Regions from separate parts of the Mus musculus genome. Here region 1 is linked to region 2. Evidence: chromatin contacts called from ENCODE Hi-C or POLR2A ChIA-PET data. All regions are on one chromosome and are shown on one strand. The core of a region is the stretch at or near the end of the contact, and the rest is flanking DNA. Distances in the headings are between cores, read along the strand shown.

Evidence for each region. Hi-C counts contacts between places; a loop is a spot of excess contacts on that map. ChIA-PET counts read pairs that join two places held with the same protein, here RNA polymerase II (POLR2A).
Region 1: POLR2A ChIA-PET joins it to region 2 with 10 read pairs in Patski. The contact joins the enhancer-like site here to the promoter of Fyn in region 2. A Hi-C loop is called at or near these places in 2 of 37 maps with a recorded cell type or tissue (heart and v-Abl transformed pro-B cells). POLR2A ChIA-PET finds 5 or more read pairs at or near these places in 1 of 5 experiments (Patski).

What each region holds. Positions count from the first base shown.
Region 1 is chr10:39,469,476-39,474,871 of GRCm38, reverse strand. All of the region lies in intron 3 of Fyn (Fyn proto-oncogene), which reads right to left. Among named protein-coding and RNA genes, the nearest start is that of Fyn, 100 kb to the right of the region's middle. Within about 2 kb of position 3,019, at least 2 of the 3 ENCODE cell types and tissues checked have a DNase peak (open chromatin) inside an H3K27ac peak, as active enhancers do.
Region 2 is chr10:39,367,095-39,372,357 of GRCm38, reverse strand. It overlaps Fyn (Fyn proto-oncogene), which reads right to left and starts at 2,559. Exons shown (of 14, transcript NM_001122893.1): 1 at 2,168-2,559. Gm31616 (predicted gene, 31616) reads left to right here and starts at 2,746. Exons shown (of 2, transcript NR_168583.1): 1 at 2,746-2,863; 2 at 3,753-4,642.

The DNA of each region.
Region 1 (5,396 bases), core at 1,770-4,269, 100 kb before region 2:
TATACTCAAGGGTACTATACTCAAGGGTACCACACTCAAGGGTACCACACTCAAGGGTACCACACTCAAGGGTACTATACTCAAGGATACTATACTCAAGGGTACTATACTCAAGGGTACTATACTCAGGGCACCATACTCAAGGGCACCACACTCAAAAGCATCATACTCAAGCGTACTACACTCAAGGCTGCAATGTCAAGAATCCTCCTTTATCATCAGTAGACAACCTGTGCTTTTTAAAACTGCAGCATTACCATCTCTTTTGGAGTGTTAAGTCAGGAGAAATAAGAGACCAAGAAGGAAGAACTGCAATTATTTAAGACAGTGGGACTGGTTATACAGAAAACCCAAGAGGACATGGATTAAGTCTGGGGACTGATAAGAAGCATCGGTTAAACTGCCAAGTATGAAAAACTTCAGTATGAAAAACTGTGTGTAGGGGCTGGAGAGCTGGCTCAGCGGTTAAGAGCACTGACTGCTATTCCTGAGGTCCTGAGTTCAATTCCCAGCAACCACATGGTGGCTTACAACCATCTGTAATGGGATCCGATGCACTTTTCTGGTGTGTCTGAAGAGAGTGGTAGTGTTTTCGTGTATATATAAAATAAACAAATCTTTAAAAAAAGAAAGAAAGGTATGTAGCGCTGGTCATGGGAGGTAACTTAAAAGGAGGACGCTGGTCTCTTTCTCTTGATCTCCATCTCCTGGTCTTCACCAAGCACCTCACCCAGATCAGCATGTGATGACAAAAACAACTCAGAACAAAAAGTAACCGAATTACACTGCAAAAGTACACGACAGGGACCGCAATTTCACAGAAGCCACTCAGGTTCCAGTCTACTCTGCGGTTCCCAACAAAACTCCAAACTCTACTCATTACCAGAGTCACATGTAGAAATTCTAGTCCCTGCATCTTTACCTCAAATGGAACACAGGGCTGAGAGGTCCTGCTGTGTGAGCATGTGGGTCTAAGTTTGGACCCCCAGCATCCACAGCAATGGATGCTGTACCATTCATCCACAGCCCTGGTGCTGCGGGCAGGGATGAGTGCCTCTCTGGAGCTCTTTGGTCAGCCAGCGTGATGGAATCAGTTAGCTCCAGGTTCAGTGAGAGTCTGTTTCAAAAACTAAGATGGAATCCCAGCATCAGGGAGGGAGAAATAGGCAGATCTCTGTGAGTTTAGGGCCAGTCTGGTAGTCTACACAGCAAAGCCTAGGCTAGCCAAGGCTACAAAGTGAGACCCTGTCTCAAACAAAATATAACACAACAAACACACCCACAAACTATGGGGGAGATAGGTTACAGAAGGCTCTCAGCATGGACACCTGGCCTCTGCATGCACACACACACACACACACACACACACACACACACATAGCACACATACACAAAACACACACAAAAAGAGGGTGGAGGGGGAGAGAGGAGGAAGAGGGAAAGAGAGGGAGGAAGAAGGCCAATATCTTTCCTTTACATGATTTAGAATCAATGCCAGCAGGAACAGAACCTCCAAAATGGCATCCACATTGAGTAGGAGACAGGTGTCATAAAGGGACACAGGTAAGAAGGAAGGCAGACAGATGAGAAGGTAAGATATTTCCTTCATCTCCTTGAAAATACTGTTAAAGGTCGCACTGAAAGAACCTGTTGAAGTCCCATGAGGCAGCCACCACATGCCATCTCTACCGGAAGAACTGCCTGAGCCGTAGCCTGCACTCCTAGTCCAGACTCAGGTGGCACTGCCGGTGTGGGAGTGGTGGATGTGTGGGGCATGATGCCAACAGTACCAGGAAAGCACGTGGGAACACAGTTTTCTTCCCTGAGAGGTTCTTGATTAAGTGAGAATACACACGAGGCTTACAAATAACCCTGACTTTCTGTGTGCGTGTGGGTCTGAATCAGCTATTAGTTTAGTAAAAATAAGGTTATCTGAGCATACTGCACAATGGTGTTACCTTTGAAACAAGTTAAAGGCCTAACTGACTGCAAACAATCTGAATCAACAAAGCTTGAGAGACGAGCTTTCACAAGATATAAAATGTGAAATACATTTCCTGACACAGAAAAATATTTATGATACATTGTAAACTTGTTTTAAAGCAGTACATAAAACATGTGGTATAAGTTTGAAATCATTTTTAAAAATATTTAGATATTTAGCAGAAAAGGACATTGAGCAAATACTAACAACATGCATGCTTATCTTTGTACAGTAGCTCAATGGCTTTGGCTGTTTTTCTGTATTTCTAACGACATCACACTTGGGAGTGTGCATTGCCCAGAACCATGAAAACACTTCCATTTAGCAAGGACTTTGAAATAGTGACTAATTCCCTTTCTGACCGTCCAAACCAATAAAAAGTCAAGTGCTTGGTAACAGCTATGCTGGACCCAGGTCTACCAGTGTCCCCAGGAGACACTGAAAGGACTCTGGCCAACCCAAGAAGACACCCACAAGTTTAGTCAAATAGAAAGTCACCAAGTCACTCCTGCCACCAGCAGCCAAACAACAACAACACCTGACAGCCTTCCTGACAATACCAGAAAGGAAAATACAAACGAGCAAGAGGCACACACCCAGAGAGAGTGGCAAACCCACACTGCTGCACGAAGCCTCTAATTGCCTCCGCACTCCTCTGGCACCCTTCCAGTTGCTTACACTTAAGGAAACCCAATTTCTGCACTCCTGGCAGCTGTGGAGGAGACTGGACATGTGGCAGGCAGGGACGAACAAGGACAGAGATCCATAAGCAAGGCTCAACTGAAGATCTAACAACAAGCTGAATGTGTGCTATGCAAAACGGAGCAAACAAGCGCGCAGGGCAGGGAGACATCAAGAAACAATAAAAATCATTCTGGGGACAAAGGCGGCACTGGCCTGTGTGGGCAGGAATGTTTCGGTGGCCCACACATCCCAGCAGCCTGCCAGTCTCATGCAGTAGGCTGGCAGAGGAGCCCAGGCTGCATTCAGGCTTCTGAAGGGGAAATGACCGGAAATGCAGGCACCCACGCTCTTCAGCGTGGTGCAACCAAGCTTCCCCTGGCAAGAATTCCAATGCTTCGAAATGCCAGCCCTTGATTCCATTCTCATGTTGATCCTGTCTCCCCTGCTCTCTGTACAGGAATGTCACCAATCACTCCCAGCCGGCACCCTTTCTGGGTCCTGCCACTCACCACTCATACACCTTCTTAGGAGTAATTACATAGGAAGTATTTAAAAAAAAAAACAAAAAAAAAAACCAAAAAACAAAACTACTCCAAGCACCACAGACAGAATGGTGAAGAACAGACAGTCGATGGCACCATGGTGTGAGAACATGTGTTCGCACCATCAGCTGCTGGAGGCAGGGCTAAGCCTAAGGGCAGGTTCCCCCGATCAACTCCACAACATGCCACACACCTCTGTCAGAGAAAATGACACTTGCTGTGAACCAGAAATGAAGTTAGCTATATTCTACATACTTTTTTTAATTCAAGTTCAGAATCTACATTTTTTTCTGTGAGCAAGCCCCAAAGAACCTGGGCAACTTTACGTCCATCTCAAAGGCAGGAAAGAGGGTGTTTGGGACTTGTGGTTCAGGCTGATTGCAAAGCTTGCTCATCACGCTTCTGAGAGGAGCAAGAAGGCGCTCCTCACTTACAGGATGCTCTTGGCACCATAAGGACAGTGTGAATACCAGAGTTGGAAAGTGAAGCTGAATGTCGCTGAGAAGGGTTGCTGTTAAAATGGCTTGGTTTCCTGGTATACCCATCATTTTGGAATCTGTAGGGACCAGGGAGATCTGAAGGTGGCTGCTTTTGTTTCCCCAGGTGCTCCCTTCTCCCCAGCAGCTGAAGCAGAAACGCAGAGCCTTTCTTGAGCTAGAACACACAGGGTCCAATGAAGAATCAAAGAGCTTTCTGCTGGGCAACAGGAGGTACTCACAGGTTACCCATTCAGTGCCTCCTTCCCTCCTCAGAAGGAAAACTCCGTCATGCAGCCCCTGAATGAGCATCTCTACCTCCAGCCATGCCTGCCTGTAAAGTCAAATAGGTAGGTAGCAGTTTCTGGATAGGCCAGCTCATCACCAAAGCAGGACTGAAGCACACTGGAGTGGGTGGCTGGATTTTTTTCTTTCTTGTGTTGTGTACCAAAAAAAAGGTTATGTTTTTGTATGTGGGACCGCGTCAACACGTATGCTGTGTATGCACAGTTCTTCTGACAACAGTGGAAAGACATCACATGGAGTCTTACATAAGTCGCCTCAGCTGGAGAAAGGGCCATTTTTCCTATGTGTGGTTTGGACTTCCCAAGGACAGCTCAGTGAGGAAGCTTGCTGGGCAGCAGGCCCACAGCCTTCTGGGAGATGCTCCACTTCTGCATTGGGCTCCTCCTTCTCCCATCTCCTAGCAAGTCTCAAATCAGTCTCACGGGGCAGAAAGCAACAGGGTAGAAGTTCTGGAAACAGCTTTTGTTTCCTCCACTGCTTGCGGTTAAGACAAGCTTTGTTCTGTTGATATCCTCGGCCCACATCAACATTTTACTGTGACAGCTTTCACACCAAAAGTTTCAAGTGTTGCTCTGAATGCCCAAAGCGGCCACTAAGCCATTCTCATAGGTATACAATGTGTTTGCTTTATGGCTTACCCACCCATCCAGCTATCCCATGAGTTTTCAACTACAAGTTTTTCAAGGTTTTCACTCTTAGGGGTGTGGGTGGCTGCACACATGGGACCTTGCTAGCTAGGAGAGCTTTCACAGATATGCAGTTGCTTAGTGCTTCAGTTTCTACACCTAGAATATCACCCGTAGCATCCCTGGGTACTGCAAAGGGGCCAGGATAGAATGGGAAATACACGCCTCATCCCAATTCAGTACGAGGTAGGGCCACACAGCCAATTTTAGTTCTCAAACTATGCTTTCTTTCTAATCTTTAGAACAAAATTGAATCATTCCAAAAAATAACAGCATCAAGTCCGAGATAAGATAATCAAGACTAGCTCATGGTTGGAGCTGGTGAAGGCATGGAGCTTTTTTTATGTTCCTCTGTTTCCTCTTGTGAATGGAAATGTTTCTATGACTAAATGTTTTAAAAAGCAAATTTGTCACTGATTTTTGTCAAGTCAAAATAAAAACTGAGTCTATTATTTCCTGTGTTTGAAAGATTTAATAAGAAGCCTCTGTGGCACGTGGTGAGGCTGTGGCTCACGATTCAGGGTTGGGGGTTCATGTCACCTCTTTCCATGGGTGCTGTAGGAGGTGGAGAGGGGAGCACGGCTCAGTAATCTGTGAAAGCGCCCCAAGCGATCTCACTCCGGGTGAGAACCTCTGTGCTGGCACAAAGTGCAGAAACCACACTTTCCAGTGTGTTCATTGTGAGAATCAACATCTTGCACAATCCAAAGCTGAGCCT
Region 2 (5,263 bases), core at 1,310-3,809:
GACAGAAAACAAAAACAGAATCTGATAATGGTGTTGGAAGACAAATTTGAAGACATGGTGGCTTGCCTGGAGCAGAGAAGCTGGCAAAGGCTTCAGAATTGACACGTGTGCTGGGCCTGGGCTTCAAGAACATCAGACGATGGGGGAGGGGACTTCAGACCTCCAGAAAGTAGAGGTGTTCGCCCACACTCATGCAACCTTATCATTAATAAGTGCCTCTGACTTGGTCAGTACGGTGCAAGTTTATCGTGTACTGACTTTCCTTTCTGGGTCTGGCATCCCAACAAACCAGCCTTTGTTTTCAGAGAACATTCAGTATTAGCCCTTCTACTGTGTGTGTATATGTATAAATATATATGTTCCACAAAAGATGTCAGCTTAATGGATCACAACTCTTTTCAGATAAAACAGCTAAAGAGTAAACTTGGGACAGTTTCGTTACTTTCAACAGTTGAGACCCCACAACCCAGGAATCAGCAGATCAGACCTAAGTTTTGACAAACTAAGCCTGAGACTTACATTAACATTTCTACCTTCAGAGGAACACCATAGGTTCTGAACTCAGACATCTACATCCCCTGTTCATAATTAACTAGACCCAAAGTGTGAGAGTTGAAACCACTTCCTCCAAGTCTGAATGTGTGGTACTCACTGGGTAGAGCCAGACAGGGAGACTGAGCACAAAGGGTGAGAGGCCGGATGTGAGCTTCCAAAGTCAACCTTGAAGCAGACAAGTGGTACACCTCCAGGGTCTTCCAAACGCCAGCCCAAGTGCTTGCTATCCATGGCCCCAGTTTCTTAAATAAAAGGGCTAGGCAGCATTGCTGGGCAGACCAGAGCACATTTCAAAAGACTTCACTCAGCAAAGAGGCCTTGGACTTTAGGGAATCCAGTCAGGCTGCCTCACTCGTGTTAAACAGTTTGATTCTGACTCAGACACAAAATTCTTCTGATCCCTCATCAATTTATCCTGTCTCAGGTATCAGTAACTATCCCCCAAGAAGAAAAGGGGGGAAATGAGGGATAGGGGAAGGTTCCTTGAAAGTATAGCAACTCCTAAAACAGCTGAAATAATCCCCCCCACCACCACCTTAAATAGAGAAAACTGCAGTTGCCACTCAATGCTACCAGTCTGTAAACACAGCTAAATGCCTGCACCTGCCACCCGGGATCCGGGAGCCTTCATTTTTTGGTAAGTGTGGCAGAAAAGACTAAGAGATCAACTGCTTCACCAGAAAGAAAGGGACGCCCCAGGGATGAGACACAAGAAGCATGGTGCCCTGGGTACTTTATGTGTCTCTCCTCTATGAACTGAAAGGGCTCTTTGTGTCACACACACACTCACACACACACACACACAGAATGAGTCTGATTTATTAGAGGAAGGAGGGGCAAAACGGGTGATTTTATTATCCCTCCTCCCAGTGAGTCCCAGCAAACGCCTCCTGGGCCCAAGCTTGGTGGCCTCTTTCTAGCTCAGTCAGTCCCTGTGGCCTCAAAGATAAGAGAGCCTAGAGGAGACCAAACAAAACCGTCTACCGACCTAGGGAAGTAGGGAGGAAATCCAGCGTGTCGAGAAGGGAGGAGAAATAAGCTTGAGAGAGCAAAAGGGGTGGGGGGACAGAGGAAGAGGAGGCAAGGCCAGACACAGGGGAAAGGGGAAGGGTGGGTGGGTGGTAGCACAGGAAGGGTGAAGGGGAGGGTGGGGGAAGTGCAAGGGAGGTTCCAGAAATAGGCAGGAGGATGCGCTGGGGAACGGCAAGGGCCACCGAGGGAGGAAGCCGAGAGGTGGAGGAGTGGGGCAGGGGTTGGGTGGGGAGGAAAGCAGCACGGGGCATCAATTATTAAGTGATTACATCATCCCTGACATTAAAACAACACACACAGCCCTGGTCCCCGCGGGGGGCCGCGAAAGGAGGGCGGGGGCGGAGCTGGGCCAACCTCACCCCCAAGCCAATTCCTATTTTCCACCCGGCACCCGCCGGCGGCCGAGGAAAGACACCCCGGTGCCTGCGCAGCCTCGGGGCGGCACCCCGCATCAGTGTCCTGCGTCGCGGGGCGCCCTGGAGGCTGCGCGGCGGGACCGCAGCGGGAGCAGCCCGTGCGGGGGCGCTGGGCCGGGCGTCTCCGCAGCATCCCGAGGCTCCGCGCATCCCCTGTCGCTTACCTGCTTGGCTTGGCGCTCAGCTCCGGAGCACATTCACATGGTCCTCTCCCCGCCCTCCTCCGGCGCGGCCCAGGCGGCTCCCGCGGCTCCGCGGCGGGGCCCAGGAGCTCGTGGGCCTCGCGAAGCGCCGAGGGGGCGGCGCCGGTGTCCCCGGCCCGGCAGCCCGGTCCCTCCCTGGCGCGGGTGGCGGCTTTGTGTGTGCCCGGGGAGTCCTCGAAACGCTCCGGCTAGAGGCGGCCTCGCTGAGCTCTTGACCAGCGGGCGGGTCTCGGAGGCCCGGCGCACGGCGACCCCTCCTCCTCTCTGCGGAGCCCCCTCCCCGCCGGCTGCGCTCCTGACAGATGGCGCAACTGCACCGACGCGCCGCCGCCACCGCCGCGGCTTCTCGCAGCTACTCTCGCTGATGCTCGGGCTGCTCCGGATCCCGAGGGGTTCGAGAGGGGGCGGGACACGCCCTGAGACTGTCAGGTCTTTCTGCCCTATCAAAGGGCCCGCTGAGGGCTGAGCGCCGGCAGCCATTGGTGAATGCGTCGGAGGCGGGACGGCCATGGGTGGGGCCGCCGAGTGGGTTGAGCTTTACAGTGGTGGCGGGCAGCCTGCGGTGCGCACGGCCACAGGGTGTGTGAGAGGATGCGAGGTTGGCGGAGAAGGAAGAGTTGTGTGTCTGAGGATCGTGTGGAGTTGCGAGTTGGTGAGGTGGGCAGGAGAGTGCGCAGGGAATGAGCTGCTTTCCACTTTGCCAGTGGAGACTGGCACCTGCCACTCCAGCCTCACAGCCATGGGAACCTATTTCTCCAAAGAGATAGCCTCGCCTTTGAGAGTGGGAGGATAAAATGGAAAGGTGTTAAGAATGGCGATGGCAAATTAGGGAAGTGAGGAGCAAAGTAGAGAAGTACCATTGCAGAAACTGGGAAAGCTAGGACCAGCAAACGCACAACAAATAGTAAGAAATTAATGACTTGTTAGTCTCATTTTCTTGGGTACCCAAATATGCTCCCCGCCCCCCCCCCCACACCTACCCCAGGAAAAGTGAAAGAGAAGTATGACTGAAATTCAAGGGGCCTGCAACAAAGAGTCCCAAAACCACCCAGTAGAGATTGCTTGTGCTTTTCCCTAGCTGTTTACCAGTGGCCATTGCTCGTCTGGCTCCTTGGGGCATTCAAACTTCTCTTGGTTTTCTTGTTTTCGCTGGTGGCTGAGCTGAGCTTTTTGCTCAGATTTTCCTTGACGAAATAATAGCCGGGTTGGTCTGCAGTCTTTATTTCCGATTCAGCTTTTCTATGGCAGGATGTAACTTCATAAAAAGAAACATTTTGCCTTCCTGATTTTCTTTATAGGCAATTCCTGTTTACTGAGAACTCTGTTTTAAGACATGTTCAGAATCATTTTCTTTAATGATTTTGGTAAGAAACTCATCCCTCCCCCTCAGCAAATCTAATCTTCTAAGAAGTAAGTTTAAGCGAAGCAGCCTTGGCTTCCTTAGGCGCTCAAGGTCTGTGTTATCTTTCCTGCTCAGTACATTTCCCCTGTAGTTTAAAAATACCAGTCTCTTTTGCTGACTTTTTTTTCTTTGTCTTTTCCGCAGTGCTCTTTTGAGAAATTTGCTGCTATTCAGTAAATGATCCTCATGTGATGGACGAGGAAACTGAGGACAAGAGAAGGTGACACTGAGGAATTCCATGTCCGATCTCTTCCTGAAACCTGGAGCAGATGGTACTAAGTCACTCCATTGTTAATAATTTCTTTGAGAGGAGTCTCATTTTTGGCATCTGCAGCATAATAGCTTCTTCACGTAATTAGTGGACCAATAAGAGGCAAAATGATTAAATGACAAATTAACCAACTCCCAGCAAGACTCTGTTCTGTTTTTTTCTCTTTACTTACTTTTGAAAAAAATAAATAAAAACAAAAAAACAGGAAAACCCCACAACTCTTCCTCCGGATAGCTTTAAAGGGATTCTGTCTCCACAAGAAGATTTGCTGATGTTGTGAACAAGTGAGAAAGCCCTGGAAAGATGTTAGCATTATTTCCCATTTTGATCTGCTCCCAAAGGTCATCAAAGTAGATTTGACTTAAACAGTGTCCTCAGCCTACCCAAGGCAAGCCATGCTTTGTTCTAAACCTGAAATTTTATTTTCTTACAGGCAGTATCTATTACCCAACAAATGGAGAGACATTGTTCTAGAATTTCTCTTAGATTTGGTTGTTATTTGCTTGGGTTTTTGTTTGTTCTGTTTCTCTCACCTTTAAGTCCCCTGTTTCTAGTCTAGTGTTCTTTTTTGGTTTGTCTAATCTGTGTTTCCTGTTTTGCTTTCAATGTATATTTAGTGTTATTAGCTAAGCTGTTTCCCATTTTGAGATTTTTGTTTTCTTACCAATCAAACAAGAAAATAAAAATGGTTACTGAAACTGGAAAAAAAAACTAATGTGCAAGGAAGGGAGATGGATCAGTGAATAAATGGCTTGCTGCTGTACACATGAGACTGAGTCTGAGTCCCCAAAACACACATTAACAAAGCCCCAAAACACACATTATCAAAACCGTTACAGCCGGGCGGTAGTGGCTCACTCCTTTAATCCCAGCACTTGGGAGGCAGAAGCAGGTGGATTTCTGAGTTTGAGGTCTACAGCCTGGTCTACAAAGTGAGTTCCAAGACAGCCAGGGCTATACAGAGAAACTCTGTCTCAGAAAAAAAAAAAAAAAGAAAGAAAGAAAAAAGAAAAGAAAAGAAAAAGAAAGAAAAGAAAAGAAAAGAAAAGAGAAAAATACAAAACAAAACAAAAATGAAAGCCGTTACAGTGGCAAGTGTCTGGACCTCCAGAAACAGTGAGAGACCCTGTCTGAGAAATATGTTAGAGAACCAATTTAGAAAGCCCAGCATTGACCTCTGGCTTCCACAGGCACTGCATATGTGTGCAAGTGCACCCCCAAGCATGTATGAACACCTCTAAACATGTATGCATACACACCTTACACAAAGACACACAGATATGTACAAAGGAAATGCATTCTAAGTGACCACGCCTCAGCATATGCCCAAAAGACATGATGACATCATACCTCACAGCTACTTGCTCAGCCATATTCATTGCCA